Linked DNA regions of Mus musculus: region 2 is linked to region 1. The links are chromatin loops, found by intact Hi-C in ENCODE. Cell type or tissue: heart. All regions are shown on one strand. Each heading gives the region's core, and the rest is flanking DNA. Links, peaks and the distances in the headings are about the cores only. Region 1 overlaps Plxna4 (plexin A4). Region 2 has its middle 37 kb from the start of Gm22321.

Region 1 (15,139 bases), core at 4,375-12,374:
TCTTGGTCTTAGGACTACATGATAGCTACACATTGTGGGCCACTCTGGTCCACGTGGCGCCACCTGGCTGCTGGCTGAAAAACTGAGGGTTGCTTTAAGGTGGTAACAGACTGAAAAGCCCCGAACAAGGTGAAATATAGATATAGATGTGGTGTGTGTGTGTGTGTGTGTGTGTGTGTGTGTGTGTGTGTGTATACATCAAAAAGGTGGCAAGTTATCAACCACATGTGCCACATTACTGAAAAACCTATCTCAAGTATCACTAAAAATGGAAGATTCCTCCATCATCCAACTGAATGCCAGGACAGAATCCAAGCCTTCCATGTGCTGTAGCAACTGTCCACGAACATCTTACTCATGAAGCATCTCGTGCAGCATAATGGTGGGTCCCAGTAAAGGTTCCTTACATGCTCCTTCATCCTTCCTTCCTGTCTGTGTATTTTTGACTACAGGGCTTACAGTACTAAAGATATCAGAGTGACTCCAGGCTTGAGTTGACAGTTTTGGCTCCAAACCTGTACTTGGCAATAAGGCCTCTAAAGGTATCACATGCCATTGTGAGGACATCAGTTACTGTCCAGTAACAAATTACTGGAGCCTCTTGGCACTCTGTGCCATCGCATAGACCACTACTTGTATGCTTCCTCTTTCTACTACAATCCTGTAGGTTTCCCTCTCTCCAATCTTAAAAAAAAAAAAAAAAAGCAGGCACCCTGAGAAAGAAATTCTTGGACTTGGCACCAATGAGTGCCTTGGAATTCTTGATCCCTGGAGTATGGCATGTGAATGGCTCACAGTCAGAAAAATCTGTCCCCAAAGACACTGTAGAGAAGAACCCTTCCCTGACTTCAAGTTGTGGGACTGAGAAGGGTGTCCCTGTGCCTGGATGACATCACCAGATGGAGCTGGAATGCACAGATGTAGAAAGCAGGGGGCCCCAGGTTCCAGCAGGGAGGGGATGGCTGGGATATGACAAAGACTCTTTTGACTACTTGTTATCCACCCCCACCCGCAGTTGTGGGGGGCCTAAAGACACACTCAAGTCAGATGGTAACTTCTGACCTCAGCAAGGGAGCGCCTGGAGGAGAAGGAGGAGCTAGAATTGAAGTATCTCAGGGCCTAGCAGGGAAAACAAATACTATGTGTCTATCTATGTGGGACGCTCATTCTGCCCAAAGCCTGTGAATTTAATTGCAGAGAAATGCATTTTAGAATAAGATATTGGAAAGCCATCCTGTCTGTCACTGGGCACAGTGATTACAATTATTTATGCAGCGGTACTATGGTCTGTGTGTTTCACAGCAATTACACTATTGATCTCAGGACTCTGAGGCACTGAGCAAAACCCATTGGCATTGTTGCAGTCCCTGTGGGAATTATTTCTCCCATACTTCAGATGTGAAAACTGAGGCTATCCACTGAGGAAGTCACCAGGGCCATAGGAGTCTATGGCTGAAAGAATCAGTCATCAATGAACTCATATAATATGCAAATGTTATATTAACATATTAATAGCATCATATCCATTTGGCTAGCATTTATTCTACATTGCTGGTGTTAGCTTCTAGGTGTATTAGTCAGGGTTCTCTATGAAGCAATATATATATATAATTTATTGGAATGGTTTATGGGCTGTGCTCCAAGTAGTCCAATAGTGAATGTCTATCAAAGGAAAGTACAAGAATTCAGTAGTTTTTCAGTCCACGAGGCTGGATATCTCAGCTGGTCTTCAGAATACACCATAATCCAGGAGATGTAGACTCTAATGCCAGCAAAGGAATGGAGTTCTCAGCAAGAGCAAGCAGGCAAAGGTTGCCCTTCTTCCGTGTCCTTTATATAGGCTTCCACCAGAAGGTGTCACCCAGATTAAAGGTAGATCTTCCCACCTCAAAAGATCTGGATTGCATATACCCAGAAGATGTTCCAACTTGTAATAAGAACACATGCTCCATTATGTTCATAGCAGCCTTATTTATAATAGCCAGAAGCTGGAAAGAACCCAGATGCCCCTCAACAGAGGAATGGATACAGAAAATGTGGTACATTTACACAATGGAGTACTACTCAGCTATTAAAAACAATGAGTCTATGAAACTCTTAGGCAAATGGATGGATCTGGAGGATATCATCCTGAGTAAAGTAACCCAATCACAAAAGAACACACATGATATGTACTCACTGATAAGTGGATATTAGCCCAGAAACTTAGAATAACCAAGATACAATTTGCAAAACACATGAAACTCAAGAAGAAGGAAAACCAAAGTGTGGATACTTCATTCCTTCTTAGAATGGGGAACAAAATACTCATGAAAGGACTTATAGAGACAAAGTTCAGAGCTGAGATGGAAGGAAGAACCATCCAGAGACTGCCCCACCCGGGGATCCATCCCATAAACAGCCACCAAAACCAGACACTATTGCATATGTCAGCAAGATTTTGCTGACAGGACCCTGATATAGCTGTCTCTTGTGAGGCTATTCCAGTGCCTGGCAAATACAGAAGTGGATGCTTACAGTCATCTATTGGATGGAACACAGGGCCCCCAATGAAGGAGCTTGAGAAAGTACCCAAGGAGCTAAAGGGGTCTGCAACTCTATAGGAGGAACAACAATATGAACTAACCAGTATCCCCCAACCAAAAGCTTGTGTCTCTAGTTGCATATGTAGCAGAGGATGGTCTAATAGGTCATCAATGGGAGGAAAGGTCCTTGGTCTTGCGAAGGTTATATGCCCCAGTACGGGGGAATGCCAGGGCCAGGAAGCAGGAGTGGATGGGTTGGGGAGCAGGGTGGGGGATGGGTATAGGGGACTTTTGGGATAGCATTTGAAATGTAAATGAAGAAAATATCTAATAATAATAATAATAAAAAGATCTGGGTTGCAGGTGTATCTATCTTCCCACTCCAAAAGCCTCAGATTATAAGTGGGACTTCCATTTCAAATGCTGTAACTAAGAAAAGAATCCCTTGTATGTGTGCCCAGCCACTTGGGTTTTAGTCGAGATGTAGTCAAGTGAGCAACGGAGAGTAGCAATCACACTGGGCCTTCCCAAGGTATTAAATAATGTAATGATTTAAATAAGCTATACAAATTCCAATCACCATTCTGCGTAGAACTGGCTGCATGGATTTTTGGGAAATGAGTCAGCTTTTCTGACCTTTGTTTTCCTCACCATGAAACACAAACACCAAGAGAACCGACCGCATTCGGCTGGTGTGAAGAGGTAAGGATAAGGAGATTTTAGCTCAGGACCCAGCACACTATCAGAGTTAAGCTAAAGTTGCTATCACAGGAGATTCCTTGACTCAGACTACATAGCCATAATGTCCTGCTTCCCAGCTGATCACCGTGAAGGAGCTGGGAAAGGTATGCTATACTCTATGCTGTGACATAGATATTTCTGGTAGAACCAAGACACTTGGTTATTTCTTAATCCTAATGGTTTGCAGCAGGCGGCAGCCCTGGACCCTTAGGGCATGTGTTCCATAGTGAAGAAAACACAGGTCAGAGAAGTTGTCTCAGTTCCCAAAAGCCAGGTAGCTTCAATGGGACATGTACTTTATTCACATAAATTTTAAATGGCTCATGGGAAGACATAGTTGTGCAAAGACCTCCTCCACAATGACCAGCGCCTTTGGATTCCAGCGAGTGAGGCATTCTTCTTGGGGTTAAGCATCTTTTAATGTACAAATGCTTTGCTGAAGGAGAGTTACTCTCATGAGAGGGAAGACGGTGGTGAAGAGAGAGACCCCACCCAGGAAGAAAACCTGAGTGTGGCCTAGTCCAGTTGTTGGCAACTCTGCAGCCTTGTCTCAGACTACTCTTTTCTCTAGGAATCATTGCAAAATGATAAGGTTAGATGCTTCCCGAGGTCCAAATTACAAAATTATATACAATAAATATCTATAATTATATATAGCTACATGTAATTATATCACAATAAGCATAAATCTGTCTATCTTTATCATACATAATATACACATAAACTAAATGCATGTGTGTGTGTGTGTGTGTGTGTGTGTGTGTGTGTGTGTAGCAAGGCTAGGAAAAAGGACAACAGAAGCCAAGGTAGATCAGGGTGGGGGTGTAGGAAGCTCTTTTGAAGAATTAAAAAAGTATCTCTGTTTGCACAGATTTTACAGTTTTGCCTAAAACTGTTTCAGGGACTTCTCCACCTCCCCCAAAGCAATGTGAGTTTCAAATTCAAAAACTACACATTCTTCACACACACACACACACACACACACACACACACACACACACACACATGCACACGCACACACAGACACTAACAGTCCTCAGGGTTTACACGTTTCCTGTAGTGGCCTAGGTATAAAACAGAATGGTTTATGCTCTGAGGACTGTGGGTGTGGTTGGTTCCTTTTCTTCCTGTTGATCTTAGGTCTTTGCATATCAGACATTTGGTCTCAAGTCAGTACCTGACACTAGAGGGCTGCTGTCTGCTCCTTTCTGATTTTTTGGGGTCTCCAGAGTGAACCCTAATCAGCAAGAAGGTGGAAGGGAGATGATGGGAGGAGGGATGTAATGAGGGAACAAGGTGAGAGTCAAGAGGTGAGTGAGTCCAGATTTTACAGGCTCCCGAGTTCTCAAACTGCAAAAATGCATCTCTATTAAGCCTTCAAAACACAAGCCCTGTGACGAAACCCTCCCTCTTGGTCCACAGTTTGACCTTTTAACTGGCCTTCTTGATTTCTCATCCCTCAGAGTGGACCCGAGAAAGTCATGATGGAGTAGCTTCCTCCTCAGCCAAACACGACAAAGTTGTGTCATGTCACATAGCCTCCTCCTGGATTTCTATGTATGTGAATATTTCCTCAATCTCCAATGGGCTGCCATCACTTTTTGTGCAGAGTGTATATAAATAAAAGCATCAGGGGCTTGAAGATTATCCGATTCGCCCCTCTCCTATGCGTGCATCTGGAGTCTGTGTACTTCCTCCATGGCTCTCCCCTCCCTAACTTTTCCATTGGCACCCACGATGAGCACTGGAGAGGGCTGGAAATGCAGTGGCATTTCTGTGCCTGGGGTTTGAGGGACAGGACCAGAAGGACTCTTATACTGCTCCACTGTGAATGGGCTCTGGGAGGGTCCTTTATGTAGTCTATTCATTCCTTTACCGAACAGTAAGCATCGACAGTGTGAAATCCTATTTTGGTCCATTAGGAATGGGCTTTGGGGGTCTCTTTTTGCCTGGTTTACATCAGCTGAGCACCTACTGTGTCAAATCCTGATCAGAGACAGGAAGATCTAAAGGGAATTTAGCTGGTCACCTTCCTAGTCTCCTTTTCTAAAATAATTCATTTTCAGGGAGGGGATTTGGAAAACAGTTTCCCATTTGTTTTCCAGTTTGGTTCATGCTGGTATAGTAGGTGAACAGTGAGCATTTGTACATTAAAATGAGCCATAGCACCATGAAGGTAAAGGGGTAGTTCTTCCCCCCCATTTTTAAGATGCTTTTATGAGGCATCTTGTTATAGCAAGAAAAGCAGGGAGTGCACAGCCTAGCACACCAGGTTAGTAACAGAACACACGGCAGTCGTGCTTTATTCCTGTTGTGATAATGTGACTTCAAGCATGAGGGCTGCACCCGGCCAAGCATCACAGGAGAGGACCAGCCTACGGCCATCTGACCCAAGAAATGCCACAGATCAAAGTCCAAGGCGTGATGTCTCCTGAACCCTGGCCACATTCATACCATTGTCAGGTCAAAGTTCTCTAAGTGAGACAATCAGAGCTGGGACTCTCCGTAGTCTCAACTGCACTCTCTCAGGTCTCCCAGTCACGTTTCCATGTTTGCATTGGGGTGATAACACATGTCTTTGCAGCAAGCTGTCTACCTGAAGCTCGGAGTACCTTCCCGTTCTCAACAGAAACTGAATTAATCAATTTAGGCTTCTGGAAAATGGTAGGTTTCTTATTTTAATTTCCCTCTCCCCTGATGGAATGGTGGTGGGGAGTAGAGGCCCTGAACTCTCACAATCTAGTAAGATTTTAAAACACAGATTTAAAACTTCTCTCTAGAGCATTTACTCAACAGTGGTTTCACACCTCCAACTTTGAAGAGGGTTTTCATGTAGAGCACATAGGTGGCCCTTAGAGCCTTGGGGTGAGCCAGCTTTATAAAGAGTCCTTAGGTACCAGCCTTCTAGCAGATGCGTGACAAAAAACTGGATGTGAAATGACTGTACAAACCCCTGTTACCACTGCAGCTCGCCGCCAGGTCTCGTGCACTAAGCCTACTGCCATTACCATGTGGCCTGGACATTCATTTTCCTTTCAACAGGTTCACAAGTAAAGCATTAGAGACTTATCACAGAAAACCCACTCTTTAGTCCTCCGCCTCCCCCTTTGGATCAATGAAAAATTTGCATGAACAAATGAGGTGCTATAAATCTTACCATTTCTCAGACCTAGGTATATACTATTGTGTCGTGTTATATTTAATTAGGCTGCATTGGGTTAAATGTACTGTACTGGAAGAGACTGAACTGGCTTCAATTGGACTGGAGTAGACTAAGTTAGGTTGGGTTAGATTAGGTTGAATTAAGTCGGGTTGAATGGAATTGAATTGGGTTGGCTTTACTGGTCTTTGTGTGAATTAAGCAAGTTTGGATATACCAAGTCTTTCCTGATTGCTTACATTCTGTGGTATCCAATACTCACTCGATAACTCTTGCTGAGCCACAGTGGCCAAGATGAGAGTGGTGAGAACACAGTGGGGCCCCACAAGCAAAGGATAGTGCCACATTGTCTGAACACCAGCTTCGGAGACCCTCCTAGTTGGTCCCTTTCCTTAGCTGGCTCAGGTTGCAACCAATCATCCAAGCTGCTTCAAAAGGGGATAGGGAAGAAAGCCAAAGTCGGGGAGTGAAGAGCCAGAGAGAGCAGGCAGGGCGTGGGGAGGGGTAGGAGCCAGGCAGCTGAGTTTGCATGCCAGCAAGCAATCTCTCAGAGTAGGAGAATCTGACTCCTGGGAAAGACTGTGATCTGTTTTCCCTCCAGACTGGGGTAACTCGGTCAATGAAACTCAATCCTGATTGGTTGTGACATGAGGTCATAGACAGAGGCAGGGCAATGTCAGAAGTTCATCTACATACAACAAGTGGGCTTGCAGGTGTGTGCAAGGAAGGCAGGTAGGCGGGGAGGGCAGAATAGCCCCTGGGGAACTGGCAGCCGTTCTAATCAAACAGGCCAACATGCCTGCCCAGAATTCAGAGCACCCGAGGGGGTCACAGTGAGCTTGACCCTTTGGTAACCCTACTCACTACAGGGGAACTAAGGCACGCGGGGGGTGGGAGGGGGATAAAAAGCAATAGTGCTCCAAATCCAGAGCTTCAGGGGGAGAGATGTCTAATTATTCTGTGCTCTGTTGTTTTGGCTATTGGGGGCTCGATGGAAGGAAGATCAGTGCTCCTCTCCCTGGGGCTGGGAGTCAAGGTTCTAGACCCACTCTCCTCCTATCTCACAGAGGGAGGAGCTCCACAGCTCCCACTAACACCTTTGCTTCTTGGTCTCCCCATCCCAGAAAATAGGAAGGAGGAAGGAACCTTTTAAAGCATCTAGTCATCATCATGAACTTGGCTTTCCCTCTCTCTTCTCTCTCCCATCTCATCTGTCTCTTAAGACAGAAATCTAATACATCTGTGCTCACTATAACAGATAACCCCAGCTGCTGCTGCAGGCTGCACAAGACTGGGGGGAGGGGCCTGGCTAGGGAGGTGTGTAGATGTGCATGTTTAGTATATAAATGGCTACGAATGTGTGCATGCATGCGTACACCCACGTGCCTGTTCATTTGTGGTTTTCTGAAGCTGCTCTTTAAACCCCTGTGGCATCCCCGCTGAATCTTGCATCTCCTCCTGCAGCCAGTAGGTGGCAGAGCTGCAACAGGCCGCTGATTCCAGTCCGATGGCACCAGGGTCAGGACGAGGGAGGGAAGACCTGTCCAGTAAGCTCCCCCTGCCCCAAGGTGTCCTATGGAGCAGAGGTCCTGAGCAAGACGATTTAAAGGAGAGCTAGCCAAAACGCTTTTGAGATCTCTGTATTTCTTGATCTACTCCTTTCTGTCTTCCCTAGGTTTATCTAGAAAGGGAGACTTTTTGTTGGTGGTGATGTTGCTGGCATGTGTTTGTCTGTTTTATTTCTATTTTTGTTTTCCACGACTGAGAAGCATCTGCAGTGCGGTTTTTACACTGACTGGACAACAACACTCTGCCTGTGGAGTTTATGACAGGGCAGCTTCCAGAGGGGTCCCTTCCTTTTGGATTATCACTCATCAGAGCTATAGGGACCTGGGAACTTGAACTTCAAATAAGCACTCCTGGTGGTCAGCTGGCATGCTGAGTCCAGGGAAACACTAATAAGAAAGAAGCCTGTAATATACAGAGCCACCTAGGGCAGTTTTCAGGTCTTGTCATTCCTAACCCTTCAGCCTGCTTCTTTCAGCTACCTGTACCCACACTCCTTCATGCCCCCCGGGGGGGGGCGGGGGGGGCAGGGCTTCAACTCCAAATCTTAATCACCTAGCACTTTCCTCTGGCGCACTCCCAGGGCTATGAGATTCCTGTGCTTCTCCACAGGACTTAAGAGGACTACCTGTCCTCTAAGAAGGTTTTCTCACACTACCAAGAGGAGACCCTGTCACTCCAACCTTGCTCCTGTGCCCCCCTCATGCTCCTGCATTCCTGGCCCCAACGGAGTCAACTGTCCTGGTAAAAAGGTTCCACAGATGCGTGACCCAGAGCTGCGCTGACAGATATAGAACCAGAGCATCTCCCTTCAAAGACAGCATAGCATGAGACCCAAACAAAAGAGTCACCCAAACAAAAGAGCACAACACAGAGAGGCCCCCGAGACCGTGTATACCAGTTTACTCTGACTACACTAAAACAGATGGTTCCAGACTCAGAAAGGCTTTTCTCAAAATACTCAAATTCTGAAGTCTCAAGTCATGGTTCCCGAGAGGTCACATCTCTAAAAAGGCCACTAGAGTCCTCCCCTTCCTACTTCTTGTGACTACTCCTAAGCCCTGCTGTTCCTTGGCTGGTGGCAATGTCCCTTCTTCCCCATGTCATCCGCCTTAATGTCTGCTTCCTTTGGCTTCTGCAGATGCTGCGAGCCTGTCAGATTCCATCCTAGCTTGATTCCACCCATAAAGAGCTTATATCCAAATCAGCCATCGTACATGAACACCAGAAGTTAGGAATTCACCTTTTCTTTTAGGGGACTGCAGTTCAACCCATAGAGGACTAGAAACCAAAGGAGCACGTCTTTCACTTCTTCCCTTCTGTCTGGTGAGAGGGGTGCTGAGATGGAGTCTCAGTAACTTCCCCGCCCTCCACTTCTAAGAGGGTCCAAGTGTTTCTTTTGGTGGATACAGTATGAAAACCACATTCATATACATCCCTCGGGATACCCTAGAAGAATTTAAAGCAAGAAGCTTCAGGATCCCCTGCTAGAGCTTCTGAGTGCTGGCCTGGCCATTTTCCAGTGACCTCTGGGAACTTGACAGACATGGAAACTCTGTGGACTCAGTCAGAAGCTCAGGGAACCTAAACCAGTTAGCATCCTGCACTGGATAATCCTTGATGCTTTATTATACTTGAAGTGATGGTTCCAGTCACAGAAGACATGAGAGTGTCCCCAGCAATAGCCAGCAACCACACATCACTTATTGCCAAAGATCTCCCCCATCCTTCTGTGCTCTGTGGCAGGCACACCTCTCCCGGAGGCCCTTTCATGGCCTCCTGTGAGCAGCTGGAGAATGTTAGCCATCCACTCCTCCCATGATCACAGCCAGCCTCTGTCTCTCCTTACCTGGCTGCCCTCATACATACTTGCCTGTCCTCACCTCCCTCCAGCTCTCTTGACAGAGAGAAAAGCTTGCCAGGGGTTGGCTAAGTTAACTCTGCTCACACGCAAAACAAACCGTTATTTTTTTCCCCTATCTGCCAAGCTGCTGAAGGCAAGAATGTCAAGCCCAGGGTGTGTGTGTGTGAACGTAAGATCTACAGTTATCCTAGCGTGTCTGAGTTCTAAGCAAGCGTTTGTTGTTGTTGGGTTTTGTTTTGTTTTTTAAAACCATGGTCTAATTCCCAGGGAGCTGCCAGTGGCAACCTCTTGGATGTGCTTTATGCCAGTGGTGACAGTCTCTGTACACATTGCCTGATTCAGGGGATGAACAACCACTATGAATAAGAGATGACGGGCCATTCCTGGCATCTGCTTGTGTTTCTGATCCCCTGGAAAGGCAGTTTCCTCCCAGCCATCTTAGATGCTGGTATGTGCCTGTTTGCACATAGAGATGCAGGCAGGCAGGGAGATGGACAAGCAGGGCGTTTGGGAGGACAGGTGTTAGAGCCTGGCAAATGCTCGAGAAATAAAAGCTATTTCGGTGGGGAGGTGAGGAGGGTCACAAAAGTCTTCTGCCGAGAGATACAATGCATGTACTAAGAGTGTAAGTGTATGTGTGTGTATGGGCACACGTGTGTACGGGGATGGGGAGACCCCTAGGACAGCCCCAAGTCCCTGGGAACACTGCCCAGCCTAAACATGAGCAAGAAGGGAAGCTGTGGAAGGAGAAAGGGTGGGGGATATTAATAGTACAGGGTTCCATGCCTCAGAAGAAGGTAGCAGCAAATAGAGGCTCTTGGCAAATTTGAATCCAGTCACAAAGCCAAGAAAAATGGGAGAGTCCTGAGTTAGCGCTGAGCTGTTAAGATATTCTTTAGTTAACTTCCTTAGGACTGGTGTGTTCCTGGGACCCCAAGGGAAGGTCAAGTTGGATAATCACATGTTTCCGTCTTCTAGATCTCAAGCAGAAACCAGGAATCACCATAGTAGAATCATTGTTCAATCAAAATGAACACAGAGGGGAAGGGGTTTCAAAGAGACTGTGTGAGGAAGCTAGACATCTTCACAGGCAGGCACTTTGGTCTGAGACCCAATTTGCATAGAATCTATAAGCCAGACAGACAAGGGCTTGCTTGAGTTTAGCTTCCCTAAAAGGGCTGCCTGCATTATTTCCCTTAAGCCCACATCAGGATGCAAGAGATGTGTGTACCACACAGCAAGAAGGCAGAAGGGAGGGGCAGGGGGAATTGGAGAGACAGCTCAGTGGTTAAGATCAGTACTGCTCTGCATCAAAGTTTGATTCCTAGCACCCAGGTGGACAGCTCACAACTGCCAGCAACTCTTGCCTCAGAGAGAGCTGGTGCCTCTGGCCTCAGAGGGTACCTGCACTTATATGAACATACCCACACCCTCCCCAACAAGACAGATGGGCAGACAGACAGACAGACAGACAGACAGACACACACACACACTTAAAAATCATTTTTAAAAACTAAAGGAAGAGCAGTTGGGTGTCCTGACCACAGCTCCCTCTGAGTGACACTAATGCCATTTCAACCCCCAAAGCACACAGGGCCCCAAAGAAGCAGAGTCTCTCCGGCACCCCTGCTTCAGGAAGCTCTTTGCCTTTACTTCCTAAATGCCTCAGCTGGCATATGTATTTTTAAATAACTGTGGCCTATTCTGTATTATGGACTTAAGAAGTCATTGGGTCACTCTGGAATAAGAAGGGATGCTTAGGAGGAAACGGATGCCACAAAATCCCAAGACTCCGTTTTCTGCAACGTGCAGGGTCATTCAGAATGAGCAGCATAGTCACCCCCCCCCCCATTGCTCTGAGCTGTCTTCGGAAAATGCAAGCAGAAAGACCTTAGGATGAGAAATAGCAGGTTGGAGGTGGGGCCCATTTATATCAATGTATTCTCTGGTGCCGATGGGACACTATGGTGGCATAACGGGAATCCAGGGAGGGAAGATATGGATGGAAGCAGAGACTCATAACTCAGATGGCCACTGAGCTGTGGTCCCTGTGACTTCATCTTGTCTACTCTTTCTTCTCTCCTACCCGACAACATGGCTGTAAATCACCTGTGCCTGCATACTGCTTAGGGCTGATACACGATTCATGGAATCAGAGGCCAGATAACTGCTGGGAACACAAAGCCAAGAAAAATGGGAGAGTCCTGAGTTAGCACTGTAGCTGTTAAGATATTCTTTAGTTAACTTCCTTAGGACTGGTATGCTCCTGGGACCCCAAGGGAAGGTCAAGTTGGCTAATCACATGGGTTCATTCCACAGAAAACAACATCACACGCTTATCTTCTCTCTGCTTCCCATCATCCACATGTCCCTTTCTTTCTTATTACTGTGCCCCTTGGTATTTATCCAAACTTATCAGTGTTAGCAGGGGGGATATGATTGGACGGTAGGCAAAATGAGCATTTACTTAGCTCTTTACAGAGATTAAAGATCTCACAGCATAAGGATGTGGGTGTATTGATGAGGAGTAAAACACCTACCGCTTGATCCATCTGGTCTGACTATGATCTAAAGTGTCCTTGCATTAGCTCCTCCAATCCTGACAGTGACCTGAGGACTTGTCCATTGGAGGGAACAGAAGGAGCCTAAACCACCAACTCCCAACCCAACAGTTGACCTGGCCCTCCTCATATCCATCAATACAATTCATAAACTAATATACAAAACCATTTAACCTTCAAAATTATTTTTGAATTTATCTGAAGGGGTTCTAGAATTCATAGCATGTTTTCAATAGCCAAATCTCATTCCGCTCTTATCTTCATTAGGGTTACTTTTGTGGCCATGAGACACCAGGGCCGGAAGCAACTTGGAGGAAAGGATTTCATTGGCTTACATTTCCTCATCACTATCCATCACTGAAAGAAATCAGAACAAGAACTCAAATGGGACAGGAACCTGGAAGGAGGAGAAGTATTCTTTCCTGGCTTACTCTTCATGGCTTGATCAGCCTGCTTTCTTACAGAACCCAGGACCACCAGCTCTGGGATGATAACACCCACAATGGGCTGGGCCCTCCTCCACCAGTTACTAATTAAGAAAATGCCCCACAGGTTTGGCTACACTCGTATGGAGGCATTTTTGTTTTGTTTTGTTTTGTTTATAGAAGCTTCTTCAGAATGACTTCTAATTTGTGTCAAGTTAGCATAAAACTATCCCACACATGGAAAGATGAGGGGATTTATTCTAGCCATTATAGCAGATACTCTCCAGTGCAAGTCTATTGTCCTCCTGCCTCCCAAGAACTCTATGGTACAGGGTGTCGTTGTGCCAGGCAGTCCTCTGGGAGGATCTCATGGGCCATGGTTGAAGAAGACTCTGCTAACGCAGAGTGGTGACCATGATTAAGTGGTTCTGGAAAAGGACTCAACCCAAGATTGAAAACCCCTTGACGAAATCTACAAGGTTGTCAAGGCAGGAAGACTTCAACTCCACCATCACCATCATTATTGTGGTCATTACTCTTCCGTATCTTGGCAGCTACAGGAAATAAACCCTACCCTCTAAGATAGGATGAGCCCCCTCTCATTGTGGCTCCTCCAAGCACATAGTGATTCCACACAAAACACAAATAAATTCAGGTACAATTAATCGCAACATCCACCAGAGGACCAGTGAGGACCTGGACCACAGTGAGCAACTCTAAGGTAACTAGAGACAGCAAGACAATGGATAACAAGAGTCTACAGACACTTGTATTATCTACAAAGTTACTGGAGAACATTAGACAAGGATATTCGTAGCAAATCCTCTACTGGGATGCTAAGCTCCAAGAAGAAAGTGAGGATAATGGATGGGAAAAGAAGAAGGGAAAGGGGAGCAGAGGAGAAAGCAGAATGGGAGTGAGGAAGGATGGAGGGAGAGAAAGAACCACATGGGAAACGCTGCCTGCTTTGAATCCTTCATAAAATGCCCTAACGGGTCTGCCTTTCCTGCTAACAGCCATTTTTGTTTGTATTTATTCTGTCAGGGTGTACATGCCATGTAATCAGGGTCTTAGTCCATTTTCCCCCAGTGATAGATGATGATAAGTCATGTTGGCTGTTAATAATCTACAATTACCTAACAAATTTTGAGCTTGTAGTACAGCATCATTAATATGTTTAATTTATCGTTACAATTCCTTCAGGTTAATGGTTTGAAAGTATGTTGGAGTTTAATCTGGGCAGTTATTATAAAGTGCTTGTTTCTCGTTAAAATGTAAAACCCGAGATAGTCAAGATTTACTTGGGATAAAATGGCTGGAGTAAATCTTCCCCCCATCTTCCCACGGAGACCGGAATGAGATTTGGCTATTGAAAACACGCTATGAATCCAAGAGCCCCCTTCAGATAAGTTCAAAGTAATTTTGCAGATTAAATGCTTTTCCCCCCCTGGGGCTAATGGGAGTCCTGCCTGAAGCCAGAGTTTGTTCTGGAAGGATTGTATGGGTGCTACAGGGAGGGGGGCAGACAACAGAAAATGGATGAGAACTGAATCGTGCCAAAAATAGAAGCACCGAAGATTCCTGGGAAGGTATTTGAATGGCAGTCAGTGAGTGACAGGAAACAGAATACACTTTATGGGCCTTCCTTATATCATCAGGAAAAGATTACAATCAAGAATTCCCACCCCAACAGATACAGAGCAGAAGGGCCAGGCTCCTTCTCTGCCTAGGTTTTTACTGGGATCTCTGACTGACAGACTCCCACAGCAACACCAGTGGCTACATAGACACTTACTTCAACTTGCCTTTGCTTACAGGGCTGCCCTACCTATCCTTTCTTTTGGTAACTTCTGGCTACACCATGGAGAAGAGAGCAAATCTCACTCAGTGTTCCAGTTTGATTATATAGATGTTCTCAGTGGCTTATTGAGAGTTTAAAAGCTGCCCTGTTGGACATCTGGCAAGATGGCTCAGTGGTTGAGAGCACTTACTAACCAAGTCTTATGACTTGAGTTCAGTCCCTTGAAGCCCCCAGTGGAAGGAGAAATCAAATTCCAATAAATTGTTCTCTGACAAGTGTGTGTGCATGTGTGTGCATGTTTGCTTTATATGCATGCGCCTGCACACACATATATACTTTCTCTTTAGGCATGGATACTTCAAGGCTTCTGAGAAGTTTAAAGATGCCTGGTCACTTACAGTTTGTTAATAACTGAAAGAAAAATGCAATTCTTACCAATTTAATAACCAAGGTCCCTGTTGTTATATCTTTGGCTACTGTGAAAAACCCCTGGAGA
Region 2 (15,139 bases), core at 4,052-12,051, 800 kb after region 1:
ATAAGGAGCTAGACATTGTGCTAAGCAAGGGGGAAGACAGCTATTAATGGGACAGATAGGGATCTGCCCTCTGCTGGAGAAATCAAAGCCAGACACAAAGCTCTCTGTTTCTGTCCCTTCATCACCAAGCCACGGTGTGTGCAGGTTCTACAGTATAGGGTACTGCTTGCCTCTCTGCCTCCTTGCCCTTCAGTCATTTCACTGAGTTATAAGGCAGATTTCTTCTAAGGAACATAAACTGAAAAAGATGTGGACTCTGAAGTCAATATGTGGCTGGGCTGGGCTGGAATCAAATTCTATTTCTAAGGTCTTAGTCCCTGTCTTAGTCCCTTGCCCCTCAGAGCCTTAGCTTCTTATCTCTAGAATGGGGTTGAAGGGATCAAATGAAGCCACAGACATCCTGACCTGAGATAATCCTACATAAAGGACCTTTACAATGTTCTGCCCTCATTTCCCATAATTTTTTTTCCACACAGCAGGCTATTGTATAGTGGGAGAGGCCAATTGTATCAGGTAGTCCTATGGTAGCCTTGAGATAATGTTTAGAAGTAATTTATGGATACAAACTTGCAGTCTTGTTGAGTGCATAGATTTTTCAAAGGGAAGAAAAAAAATGACAGACTCATAATCCATAGTTCTGTGACGTTTTGCATGGAAATAGGTTTGGTAACCCAGACATGCAGAGACATGCAGACACAAGGTAATGGAAAGGATACTATACTATGGTCATGCTTCTGGGGGAATCTCAAACTGTCTTCTTTATATGAATGATAATTAACAGATGCCTTTTGGTTTCCACCGTGTTTGTATCATCCTGATGACTTTGGGGGATAGAAAAATCAACACACCCTATTTCTTGTCCTTCAGACTGAAATGTCAGTGGGGGAGTACTGTATATAGCATATATCACAGGTGACATATGACAGTTACTTTGTCCTGGGTTGCCTAATGGATCTGGATGTGGGACTGAAGCTGTAATAGGGAGGAAGACCAGTAAGAGTATCCTAGAGAATGACCAATGAGGCAGGTCATGTTCCATATGGTCTAAAGCTGGGCATGGATTTCATTAGCTGTGCCCAGTCCCAGACTCTTGTTTGAAGCCAGGTGAAGTTTAGATTCAGCTCAACTAAACCTAGATCCTTATAGATCTCAGAGATGTCTGATGTTGGAAATAAATACCTGTGGCTTAAGCTCCAACTTCTATCTTATTTTAGGCTCTCTCTCTCTCTCTCTCTCTCTCTCTCTCTCTCTCCCTCCCTCCCTCCCTCCCTCCCTCTCTCTCTCTCTCTCTCTCTCTCTCTCTCTCTCTCTCTCTCTCTCTTTCTTTCTGCCTGTGTGTGTGTGTGTGAATCTGATTTGCTATCATTTCCTACCATTTGAGTACCAGAGATTACATTAGGTCATGATGCTTAGATAAGAAATATCCCCTGCAGACACAGGCATTCAAACACTTGGCCCATCGACAGTGATACTGTTTGAGTAGGCTGTGGAACCTGTTGGAGGTGGAGCCTCAGGAGAGAAAGTGGCTCACTGGAGATCAGATCTTGAGGTTTATAACCTGGGCCCACTTCCTATCTGGTCTCTGGTCTCTCTGTTCCTTGAGGTACAAATGAAATGCTCCACCTCCAACAGGGGATATTTCTTATTCAGACAATAATATCTGTAATGTTGAATCTGTGTGACCATACCCAAAGAGGAAAGGGGTTGAAACTCACGGGAAGTGATGCTAACGTGAGCAACAATCACTGACTTGTGGAAAAGTATTATGACTCATCTTAGTAGAAATAAAAGTAGCTTAGATTTGGAGAGGGAATTATTGGTATAGGAAGGAAATGAAGATTGCCTATCCCTGGTCTCAAACTAGTCTCCAGCCTGGTCTTGGAGACTATCACCTAAATTTTTAAAAACCAAACCAGAGGTTTTTTTTGTTTTTTTTTCAAGGATAATAGAAGAAATGTGATTTGGACACAAGTATACTCCATTAGACAAGGGCCAACACTAGAAGAAAAGAATTAAAAATCACTTATCTTTGCATAGTGACAAATTGATGTTGTTACAAACAACAATGGAGGAAAAATGGATGGGGATATAAGAACATGCTCATAAATTATTGCACTAAATTTGCTGTGTATTTTCCAATTGGGAAACTCTTAATATAAAGACAAGACTAAGATGCTGCAAAAAATAAATAAATAAAAGAAATAAAAGGTAATATAACACTTCCCAGTCTAGTATTTAGATTTATTGCCTGGATTTTTATGAGTTTTAAACAGCTTTTTTTTTTGGACATTAAATATTTAGCAGTTAAGAGTTAATTTGTCATTTTAATTTTGAATTGTCTCACATGGCGTAATGTGACAGGAGTTAGAGGAAGGAGTATAGTATGGTTGTGCGGGATTTGTGGGCCAGTGTGTGAAGGAAGGCTGCCAGATTGGAGTATTTTAATGTTGTCAAAAATCTCTTAAACTTGAAACAATGAGATAACGGGTGCTCTCCAAGGTTCACAAAGTCGTCTGGTGTGATAGCTCTGTGGGGCTGGCATTGATATTTTACTCACTCCTCCTGTAGCCAAGAGAGTAAGCTTAAGAGACACCTTCCCACACAGCAGAAAGTCAAGACACTGTGTTGGTTACTTTCCTCCTGCTGTGACAAAATACCAGAAGAAAAGTAACCTAAGGAAGGGAGGACTCATTCTGGCTCACAGTGAGAAGACACAGCCATGGTGGTGGGGGAAGTGCTGGTAGTGAAGTTGTGAGGCAGCTGCCTCATTACACCCATGTTCAGGAAGCAGAGAAAGACAAATGCTGATGTTCAACTTGCCTCTTTTCATTCAGTCTGGGACCCAAGCCCATGGAATAGCACCACCTCTATGCAGGATGGATCCTCCCACCTCAACTAACCCAATGTAGAAACTCCTTCTCAGATGTGAGCAGAGGCTTGTCTCCTAGGTAACTCTGGATACTGTCATCTGGCATATTAACCACTGCAGGCACCAAAGCTAGTCTCACATGGCTAGCAAAATAAGGACCATTGCTGCGGCTGGGAGACTATGGCATGACAGCTGGTTCCCTCTGCACTTCTCTTAAGTATTCACAGTGGAAATAAAGTAGAGAGACCCTAGAAAGGAATGCCATGAAAGAAAATGAGGAAAAATATTTTGCTCATATTAGGTTCTGAACAATCTCAACACCCTGTCTCCCAATCTGTTCTTCTATGGTGCCCCAGCTTCCTGTGCTCTTTCTCCAGGTTTCCTAAATCCTGTCCCAGTTCCAGCACTGGATATCCAGGATTAGGTCTTCTTTAAGATTTCAGAAGAGAGATGATATGTGCTTTAAAATTATTGTAATTTATTATACTTTCCATGAGCTATGTGAACACTAAGCCCATGCTTTTAGTATAGCATTTCATTCAAAAACTCTGAATTCTTTGAGTTGAGAGAGCATGAGTTTATTTATTTCATAGGAAAAAAACAAAACAAAACAAAAACACCTGAGGCACGCTAAGCTAAATACCATCCCCAAAGTCATAGAAAGAAAAAAACTAAATTAGATATTAGAACTCATGTCTGCCGTCCCTAAAGTCCTTAACAGCTCTTTTATTAAAGTTGGTCTTAATGATTATCTGGAGGACATGCTTAAAAGAAGCTGTTTGGGTTGAGAGCATCACAGGGCCAACTTGATTTTTTACTTGAATTTCCAATCATTGTCCCATCCAATGTCTTCATTTGTTGCACACATAGGAATGCATGATGGGAACATAGTGAAGGAGGAACGGTTTCTGTGGTAGTAAAGGAGATGTTTTCTGTGACAAAGACTTAATCCAGACAATGTTATCACAATTAGGGCATATCCTGAAGGCATTCTAAACTCTCAGCTGACAATGAGGTCCAAATGTGGAGTGCCGGCTGGCATTCTTCATCAATTATCTTCTGAATCACGCAGTTTGACATGTCCAGTCTAGGAATCACCACCATAAAGTCTACTGAGACTTTTGCAAGGGAAAGTCTCCCACATTTGTCTTTGTAACTTGGTACATCTTCTAATTCAATGCTTATTCCAGAGCAGATTCACAAAAGTGTCTGTTGAGAGAATTAATTGGGAGGGAGTAAACATGGATCCGGTTTAGGAGATAACCTTCTAAGATAAAGACAATCAAATCAATAAGGAGTGTTGTCCAGGTTGGTATACCCAATTCCAATTCTTCATGGCTCAGATGATCATTGCTGAAAATGGCCGGTCAGTCCTCCACATTAGAACCTTTGTCAGCTGTAACCCCACTTTATGAGAAGTCTCTTCATGTAGACCAGATGTTTCAGATCCTCAAGTAGATCTGAGTGTAGTAAGGATGCCTTCCTGTGACCTGTTTTCCATGTCTAGGATCAGTCTCTGTTCATGAGCAACTATGGTCCTGAGGCTCCAGTCACCGTGAGGGGAAGGCTTTCAGAGATGCTCACCCAAATACTTTCAGTAATCTTCATCATTGTAAGAATGGCATGGGGGTTAGCACCCCAGTTTGAGTCAGCGCTCACCAGTAAGAATGACATGGGGACCAATACCCCAGCATGGCCCAGCTCTTGTTACATAGTTGGAATCCTAGGGGATCTGCCCTCAGTTGCTTAGTATATTCCAGAGCAGTTTGAGTTAAACCAGTCTGAGCTCTGCAAACACAGGTTTCTTAGCAACAACGAGGACACATTACCATGGGTCAGGTCCCCTCCTTGTCAAATCAACACTTGACGCTCTGTCTGGCTTCCTGTTGAGAGTGAGCATGCCCTCTTTACTAGACTCAGGAGTGTGCAGCCATCAAAAACAATACTGGTACATCAACACCTCAGCTTATGTCTTTGCATCTTCCACAGCTTGTTGGCTATTTATAGCAGGTATACTGCCCGAAGATGGTTTTGAGGGGCTGGAGGCACTAGGCAGTCTTTGTCTAACTCTTGTTTCTTTGTTGGAATTATCTCTTTCTATCTTTGTGTCCTGATGATGGATGCTGTGATGTGTCACCCAGAGTGAAGGAATTGCTGCCCAGCTGCTGGGAGCCTTAGGCAACTTGCCAGCACCCTTTGGGAAATTACTAAAGATTGTCATACAGCCCAAGGTCATACTCCCTTCCCAAATTGGTCTGCATCTAACAATTGATTAGTGGGGAGTTTAGAGTCACAACACCCAATTGGGAGAGTTCTTCACAGCTCCCTATAGAATTAGCTAAGATGCCATTGATCTGAGTCACAGACCAATGCTGCCAAATTCTACCTTCAGAAACTCCTTACATTTCTCTTATGTCTATTCTAAGAGAACCCTAGTAAAACGTCTGACTTCCTCAGGAGTATAACCTGCCATGGTCCTCAAACTCCAGATTTTAGGCTGGTGAGTGTGGTATTGGGAGGCAGAGAAATTGACTTTCATGGCTAAGCTGCTGATCACACACCATCAGGGTATACTCCAAAGGGTGTGCTGGGTGGATGATATCACCCCACCTTCTGTATTGATGCCTGACACACCATCACTGTGGCCAAATAGCTGACAAAAAACAACCAGAGGAAGTAAGGGTTGTAAGTCCAGAGGAATACAGTCCCCTATGATAGAGAAGATATGGCAGTGGGAGCAGCTTTCAGCTTGATCCATGATCCTACTAAGAAAAAAAAAATAGATCTAACTTTTTCCTTCCTCCTTTTTCATTCAGTCCAAGACTTGGGGTTACCAACATTCAGGTCTTTTGCCCTCAGTTCATCCTGTCTAATTAGAAATAATCAGATTCACCCAAAGGTGTGTTTCATTAATACCCTAGACACTTTCTAATCCAATCAAACTCCACCATCAAATACATCTTTTTTTTTTTTTGATAAGTGTGCTCCAGCGAATTCAAGCTCCTTTCAATCCTTTTTGTTAACTTTGAATTTATTTACATATAGTATGAGTCTTCACTGAAATTTGAAAATGTAGTTTGGCTTTGTTTCTAAGTCAGGTCATTTTGACAGTTAGCACTCTTATCTGTAGCTGACAAAGCACAGGCCTGAAGCACCTGGAGGAAGAATGAAGACACCTTCACATCTGTTACCACCACGTTATAGCTTGGGACCCTCCAGCTTTCTGATGTCGTCAAATCTTCTCAGGTAGGATGGGGTTGATCAGTCCTTGCATTAACTCTCCCCCTCCCCAATTATAGTGCAAGTTACAGACAGGCTTCCTTTCTGAAGGGAAAGAGAAGCTGAAATTAATGATATCTTGAAATATTTTTAAATTCCATGTGCTTAAGAAAGTATAGTTTAGTTAATTCACAAGTAAGTAAGAAAGAAGCTTGCAGTCTCACCCCCAAACACTGATTCTTCTGTTGATTTTAATAAGAACCCAAGAAAAGCCCCTTGACATCTGTCTGCCTTAGAGCCTTTTTATCTGTTGGGGACAAATAGGGATATCAAACTGGCTTGTGTGATGGGGGTGGGGGGGCACTCTTTTTTAGATTGTCAGATTTTCAGAACTGGAGATCGTGTAAGAAAGATGCAGCACTTGGCACACAAGACATATCGCTTACTGCAGATTCCAAACACAGCAATGACGGGGAAGTCTTTCAAGTGTCAGATCTGCAACTGCGGGTTTAACTGCTGCCTTGGATCTATGCTTTTCTCTAAGAAAAGCAAATTCACCTGCCCTTCAATGTCTAGTACAAGCAGGAAAATGAAGGGGCTTGTTACAAAACTGGAGGGTTTTGGTTGTTTTTTAAAAAAAAATCTTTTCTCCAAATGGCAGAAAATTGGCACAAACACCCATAATTTCCATAAAGAAAGTGATGGCGTTGGAGGTAGAGGGATGGAGTGGCAAAAGGCAAGGCAGAAGCTGCACTACTCAGGGATGCACTCCAGCTTCCCGACAGGGTACAACAAGGACCTCACTCCTGATCCCTCAGAAGCAGAATGGCCAATATCTGACTTATCTATCACTCTGCTGCTGTGAGGATGTATTTGAGCAAAATAATCTTCCCATGACATATTCACCTCGCCTAAACAAAGCGAGTGATGGGCAGTGAATTCCGGATGTCGGTGGTTCCCTGATGCTCTTACTTCTCTCTGCATTTGCTTCACCTTTGATGGCCCAGGGTATGGACAGCATCCTGAGATGGCTCACTGCTCTTCTCTCTTCCCCATTTGTCTTAGTCAGGGTTTCTATTCCTGCACAAACATCATGACCAAGAGGCAAATTGGAGAGGAAAGGGTTTATTCAGCTTACATTTCCACATTGCTGTTCATCACTGAAAGAAGTCAGGACTGGAACTCAAGTAGGTCAGGGAGCAGGAGCTGATGCAGAGGCCATGGAGGGATGTTCTTTACTGGCTTGCTTCCCCTGGCTTGCTCAGCCTGCTCTCTTATAGAACCAAGACTACCAGCCCAGAGATGGTCCCACCCACAACGGGCCTTTCCCCCTTGATCACTAATTGAGAAAATGCCTTACAGTTGGATCTCATGGAGGCATTTCCTCAACTGAAGCTCCTTTCTCTGTGATAACTCCAGCTGTGCCAAGTTGACACACAAAACCAGCCAGTATACCCTTCTTTTCCTCCTTTCCATGTTTATTTCTCCCTGCAATTAAAACGGTTTTCTCTCAGGGTGAGATATATGGCATATATTTAAAAGCAGTAGAATCTTATTTTCTCTCCAGATGTTGCATAAGTACCAAATACAATCAGAGTTGTCGACTTGGAACTATGATAAGGGCCTTTCTAAGGGTCCCAGGAAAGAGACGAGAGTATAACGTGAAGATTCTTACCATCTGCCACACAAGCACGTTAATAACTTTCTCTGTCTTGAAACAATGTGGCTGGCTCAGAAGTGTCCCACACTGCCACTGCTATCTCTTGTCCTCTGCCTTCTCATCCCTCTCCACGTCTTTCTTTATTTCTCATATTTTTCTGTTCTTATCCTCTTCCCCTTCCTCCCATCATCTTCCCCTCCTCCCCCTGCATCCCTTTTCCTCTATTTCTTCTTTACTCCTCCTCCGGTCCTCTCCTCTTCCTCTCTCCATCGCTTACTTCTGTTTCTATCCCTCTCCTCTTTTCCTGTCCACCACGTCTTCTTCTCTTCATGCTCCTTTCCTCATTCAATTTTCATTTTCAAGGAAAAATTCCTGGTCATGGACTGACCAGCAAAGATGTGGGAAGATGCCATAGATCCTGAACCCAATTCAGTCCATAGAGTCCAAGGAGACACGTTCTACCTGCCAAGCAGCACTAAGTGTACACTCACCAATTGTAAGCAAGCCAAGGCCTCGGGGGTGGGTAATCAAGCAACGTCATGGCAGTGATTTAACACTTGGAAAGTCTTTTGCATTAGAGAGAAGAAATGACAGAAAGAATAGTAACTCCATCATATCTACACAATGTTTTCTTAAAAGCTTGAAGCAAGGTAATTATTATCACACATGTATGAGTTAAAAGGGGCAGCGTTTTCTAGTCTGAAAAGATATATATGGTTTACTAAGTCAACCAGGACAAGGCAGGCTAAGTCCAGTTGGTATCAAGGCTTTCCAAATACAGGGCTGTGTTCCATCCAGAGCACGAAACACAAGGATCCCCCAGGGGACGTTCAGCCGGCAGGAATCTGAGCAGCCAGCAGCAGGAGAAGTCAGTACAGCAGAATGAATCACAGCCTGGGGCCAAAACTTAACTCAGTCCTAGCTCAGCTGCTTTGACAGCTCTTCAGCAGAGGATAGCAGGCATCGCGCTACCACTCTAGGACCAGGATTTCAGCACAGCAGCGGTGGACAGTTCCCTACACACTTCTCTGGCTTCTGTTCAACATCCCTCAGAAGGGACTCGGAAGCCGCCTGCAGGTGAGACCTGGAAATACAGAGGCCGTAATAAGCTCAGCCATTCATAAGTGAGTCAAGGCCTCAGCAGGAACAGAGAGCAACCCCCAAGACTTGCTTCACTCTTTCTCAGAGAAGCTCAAGGAGTAAGGACCAGCCACCCACAGCAGTCTCCAGTCATTAAAACAAAACATTCCTTAGCTATTTATTGGTTTTCCTCCCTACCTTCCATTCCTGGTTTCCCAGATACGTTCCCCCCCCACCACCACCACCACCACCAAATCACTCCCTGGATTCAAGTTAATCTCCAGATTTGTTTTTAATGCAATTCAAGCCTAACCCAGTCTCTTCTCCTTCGCTTCTCCACATCTCTCACTCATTTGATGGGTCTGTTGAGTCATACAGAATATTAGACACTACCAGCCCCACCTTCAATTGCTTTCAAGAGACACCCCCCCCCCATGGCTCATTCAATGTCCTTGTAACAGCAGTAAAATTTGCTAATGACTGGTTCATGTCTCTGTTGTCTGCATCTCCACATTGAGGATGCTCTGAGCTGGCCTTATTACTGCCCAGCATTTTAAATAGCTCCCCCTGTCTGTACCCTTAGACCATCATTGGCCAACTTGTTCTTTTTTGAGCTAGACAGTCACTAGTCAGGCTTTGCAGCCATGACTCGTCTATGGTATACTGTAGTAAACATGGGTGATATAGAAATGTATGATTAAGGCTGTGTTCCACCAAGGCTTTAACAATGGATTGGACTCTGAAATTCATCCCATTTACACGGACCACAGAATACTCTTTTGCATCAATTCAGTGATTAAATAACTGTTTCGGATGTAAAGGAATAATCAGGGTAGATTGCTGGGTCTTGACCTAAATCTTGAGCTCTCCAAACAAAGAATGCTTTCTCCAAGCATCTCACTGTCATTGCTGGGCATGGTGCCCAGCACACAGAGCATTCTTAGCACAGAATAGGTGGCTAAGCAAGAGGAGCAAAGGGTACTCCCTACTTGCTTCCAGAAAGGCACTCACCTGCTGAGCCTCACAGTCATCTCTCCATGAAGTGTCATGAAGACAGGCTCTTCCTACATGTAGTGTCCCTCTGCCTGCTTGAGTATCTCTCTCTGTGCCCCAGTCTCTCTGATAAGCACTTGATTTGTGGGTCTGAGTTCACGGCCAGTAGCATAAAACCGCCCTCTTCCCAGCCTGGTTTCTAGAATTCTTCAGGAAACATTTGGCAATGGTTAGCCATCTGAATTTGTGTGTGGAGAACAGGATTATGGGTAACAGGTGTTTCTGCTGATTCTGCCAGAAGAAGACTGTTCCAACCAGCTGAAACTTGAAAGCGTTGTTATTGAAATCATTCACACACACACACACACACACACACACACACACACACACTCCAGGGGAAAATAATGCATGGTTACAATCTGATCAAGCAATATTCCTAGCTGCTGTTCTATAAGCTTCGAGGACATTCCCTTAGATGACTTCCCCATTGATTTCATCCACACTGAAAGGATAACCATCTGCAGACTCAGCCTAAAGGATTTATCACTTCCTGGTTCTGGTGCTAAAACAACTGCCCACCACTGATAAGATCAGGAGACTGGTTTAACAAATTGAACTTTAATATGATTTTCCTAAGAAAATTTATCATCCCCAGATACCCCATGGCATGCTGAAACAGCCTCTGCAGGAGATGAAGGGATAAGAAAGCCCCGTAACAGCATGGCCTTTGGGCTCAGCGATGCTCTGATCCATGCATTAAGATTGTATGGGTACATGTGTGCCCCTGTGGGAGCTCCCAGGGAAGTGTGGTGACTTGGGAAGAGAAGTGTGACCCACACACATCAATGACCATTTCAGGGAAGGACTGAACAGAAAGGAGCCCTTGAGTCCCCTGCTCCCTGTCTGAGTCTTCTGTCACACCCGTGGGTAATCTGGTACCCCAGAACCAAGCCACTGGGCCTTTGTCACCCTCCCACCATGGAAACTTGTTTCCAGAGAGAACATCGGATGAAATACTCATGCTGAATGCTGCAGCCTGGAATAATCATAATGTAAAGTACTGACTGTTGGACTCTTCCTGTCAGAATGCCAGTCCAGGCAGGCCAGGATGTGTACCTGTCATGACGTGTTACAGTTTTCTTAAAATAGCCAATGAGTAAGTGACACACATTTAGTTACAGAAACACTGCCATAGAACACACTACAGAGCACATAGAGAGGGAATAAAAAGCTCAGATAAACCTTTGCAGAAGGCCTGATGCACATTGGCCCACACATACCCTGATGATTGTACTTGCAGACATGCTTGTTTTAACAAATACAGTATTTTTAAAGTGCCTAGAAGAGTGTTCATAGGAACAAGATATGATTTTTTTTGTCATTTTCTTAACCAAGCAAACATAAATAAAACAAATGAAAAGCTGACAAACTTTCATAGATGGCGAGGAGAAGGGAGAGAAGGAAGTCCGACTCAGGAAGGGAGAGAGGGATGTCTGTCTGTCCCAGCATCCCTCTCCTGTCTGAGGAGCACCCACATTTTCCCTTTACTCTCTCAGTTCTTCCAAATTGGGGGTGTTTTTTTTCAATTTAAGCTCATAACTGCTGTTTATTGGCAGCAAGATCTCTCAGTCCCAGAGTGCTAGGGTTGGGAAGGGCCACAGCCCCGTGCACTTTGGGAATCCCTGAGCTACTGCTGCTATATTTTAACAGATTTCAGCTAAACAAATGCCTCTCTGAAGGCATCACCTGGAGACACTGAATGAGACAAAGTTAATCCCTCCAGTCTCACTGACTACATAAACATCTCCCACGGAAGATCAGGTCACGGAAGATCGGGTCACCTTGGTGTTGACTCCCTTCCTCAGATGGCCACTGTTGATGACCCAGATATAAAACAATAAGAAAGACGAAGGCCATGGCTTCAAAGTGTGAGCCTGTTTTGTGCTTCTCATTGTAATGAAGAGCTGTTTTGTCATCACCTAAGCAGCCTCATCCTAGAAAAGGGTTGGTGTCTTCCTGCCCCTGTTTTGTTAGGGAGGGACTTTTCTGTCTTTTCCAACCTGCAACTGACAAAGCAGAGACTCAGATCCAGGCCTGTCTCGGTCACACATTCCCTGTATGAGGCATTGTGCTGAAGGGTTTGCATGTTGTCTCTAAGTCTTGCCACAGATGGGAAGGGGCATTGGTATCCCTTTTTTTCTAGTTGGGACTGGTGCAAGGTTAGAACTCTTAGTGATGGAGCTGCTATTTAAAGTGGGGATGTTCTGGCTCTTGCAGCGTGCCTTCTTGCTGTTCCGGAATTGTGGGTCCTTTTCATTTTCTCCTTTAATTTTTAAAATATTTTTTCAGATTTTTCTAAAATAAGCATGTATAACACTAAAATGTTGTCTTTTATAGCCTTTTAATTACAAAAGGAACACACGGAATGAGGGCTTACTATGAAACATGGAACACTGTGGATATTGAATTACTGCTATAATGGGTAGAAGAGATTATAAAATGGTGTTATTGCATATTTAGCTTTACTTTTATTTCTGCTATTGCTAGCAATTCTTTCAGAGTGAGGTGAGGTAAGTCTGGGTCAAGACTCCTCTTTTTCACACAAAGATCCTGGCAAAGAGTGCAAATGGTGGCCATCGTTAGCCTGCACTGAGAGATCAGTAGCCCTCCCTCTCCGTCTGCTCCCGCCAAGTCCACAGAACTGGGGCAGTTAGTGAGGGTTCCAAGAATGCCCCCGAGAGGCAAGCTTCTCTTGACTCTCTTACACAAGCATGGTAGCCTATAGGTTAGTGAGCACTCAGAGCTGTAGGGGCAGAGCAAAGGCGGAAGTGAGTGCTGGCTGCCACATTTTAAAGGTTGTTTTAGTTACTTTTCTTACTGAGATAAAACACTTGAACAGTTTGGAAGTACAGCCCATCACTTCAAGCAAGAGGTTACGGCAGGATTGTGAGGCAGCTGTCAAACTGCATCTAGAGGCAGTGAGCTAAATACTGGTGTTCGGCTTCATTTCTCCTTTTTATCTTGTCTGGGACCCCAGTTCATTGATGGTACCACCCATGTTCAGAGTAAGCCTTCTTTCTTCAATTAAATCTTCTTGAATCACTCTCATAGACTCAGGCAGAAGTTGTTTCAGCAGTGATTCCAAATCCAATAACAAAGATTATAACCATCGCAAAGACCCTGAGGTCCTGAACTGGACCAGAGCTGACACAGAAGGCATGAGCAAGTGGAGAAGCTGGAATGACTTTAATGAAAGTTCTGCTCACAAATATATGGAAAGTGTTAAAATAAATCAGCAAAGCATGATGGGATAGCCAAGTACCCATGGTAGTGATAGTTAGCAGCCTAGGCCCTGTGAAGCAAGGGCAGAGAATAGTTATAGAAAGCCTGGGGGAGGGGGAGAATAGGGAAAGAGAGGAAGGGAGGGAAAGAATGAATGAGAGGGAGAGAATGACAGAGAGGGAAGGAGGGAGGGGGAAAGAGAATGAGTAAGTGAGAGAATGAGAAAGGAAAAGAGGGAAGGAGGGAGGGAGAATAAGAGAATGTGTGTGTATGAGAGAGAGAGAGAGAGAGAGAGAGAGAGAGAGAAAACTCCCATAACGAGAACCCTGGCTTTAGATAACAACAGTCATCACTGGTCATAGCCAAGCAATACAGGCATTAAAGAACAAACCCTCAGACTGTTCTTCCAATCCTCTGGTTTTCTTCTACTGCCGTTAAAAAAAGAATAAAATTATTTTCTAACGTTCTCCACTATAATAATTTCTACTCTTAATTTAGAGAGTTCAGTACTGCTTCTAGAATCTTCCATGAACATGGAGTATCCCAACACCTATAGATTTCCTCCTATAATGCACCAGCACTCCCACATCCAAAAATCTACCCTGTATTATGTTCTAAGTCTCTGAAGGTCATTACACACAGTGTTGTAGATTATACCCTTTCAAAAACTTCTGCATGGACACAAATGACAAACAACCATCAAGCAATGTTTGAATATTGTGCAATTCTAATCGATATTTATGTGTCAGGAGCCATCATAGAAGAAGCTAATAACTAGCAAGTGATCTTCCTGAGATGAGCTCATTTCCAGTAGGCAAGGCCCAGGATAAATCCATTCTAGGAGAGATTCCTGCTATTAATGTGCTTTTCTTGATATTATTAAACATATATAACAACCACTAGGTATTAGCCCACCTTTTTGAGCAGATCTTTCCAGACCTATGAAGATGTACTATCTTGTAGTTATGCTATCTAGACAAATAGATAATAATTATGTAGAATTACTGATTTGATTCAAATAATTTTGGAAGAAAGTTTTTAGAGATGGTCTTAGTAGAATGATATAATAAAGTTAGAATCAAGAATAGAATGGGCCCACTCCTCAGAATAGTCAGTAAAAGCTACATAATAAGAAATGCAATGAGCTTAACATAAGTACACTAAAAAGAGAAATAGACTTGGGACAAATTTGTGTTCAAGGAAAAACATTTAGGCCAAGGATAAAGTCACAGATGTGCACTATGATAAGGCCAAGCCATGTAAAAACTGTTGCTTTAAAGACACATGTCAATAAGACAAAAGGGCCACCAACAGATTGGGAAAGAATTTTTACCTATCCTAAATCTGATAGGGAACTAATATCCAACATATACTAAGAGCTCAAGAAGCTGAAATCCAGAAAATCAAATAACCCCATTAAAAATGGGGTACGGAGCTAAACAAAGAATTCTCAACTGAGGGATACGGAAGGGCTGAGTAGCACCTGAAAAAATGTTCAACATCCTTAATCAGGGAAATACACATCAAAACAACCTTGAGATTCCACCTCACACCAGTCAGAATGGCTAAGATCAAAAATTCAGGTGACAGCAGATGCTGGCAAGGATGTGGAGAAAGAGGAACACTCCTCCATTGTTGGTGGAATTGCAAGCTTGTAAAACCACTCTGGAAATCAGTCTGGTGGTTCCTCAGAAAATTGGACATAGTACTACCAGAAGATCCAGCAATGCCTCTCCTGGGCATATATCCAGAAGATGTTCCAACTGGTAATAAGGATACATGCTCCACTATGTTCATAGCAGCCTTATTTATAATAGCCAGAAGCTGAAAAGAACCCAGATATCCCTCAACAGAGGAATGGATACAGAAAATGTGGTACATTTACAAGATGGAGTGCTACTCAGCTATTAAAAACAATGAATTTATGAAATTTTTAGGCAAATGGATGGATCTGGAGGATATCATCTTGAGTGAGGTAACCCAATCACAAAAGAAGTCACTAGATATGCACTCACTGATAAGTGGATATTAGTCCA

What was found. Hi-C counts contacts between places; a loop is a spot of excess contacts. Peaks named below come from ENCODE experiments on the same cell type or tissue, not always from the same donor. Only the 100,000 strongest peaks of a DNase experiment are listed, where the experiment ranks them.
Region 2: it touches region 1 in a loop (2.4-fold over the local background); 8 of 42 quality-filtered maps call a loop at or near these places.

The regions. Positions count from the first base shown.
Region 1 is chr6:32,320,394-32,335,532 of GRCm38, forward strand. The region is part of intron 3 of Plxna4 (plexin A4); the gene reads right to left. Among named protein-coding and RNA genes, the nearest start is that of Plxna4os1, 180 kb to the right of the region's middle. In heart, for the core only: CTCF peaks have their summits at 4,457 and 7,893 (motif pointing right); a DNase peak (open chromatin) is centred at 7,888; H3K27ac peaks cover 2,626 bases.
Region 2 is chr6:33,118,005-33,133,143 of GRCm38, forward strand. No RefSeq gene overlaps it. Among named protein-coding and RNA genes, the nearest start is that of Gm22321, 37 kb to the left of the region's middle. In heart, for the core only: a CTCF peak has its summit at 8,821; no DNase peak of the experiment used is centred there.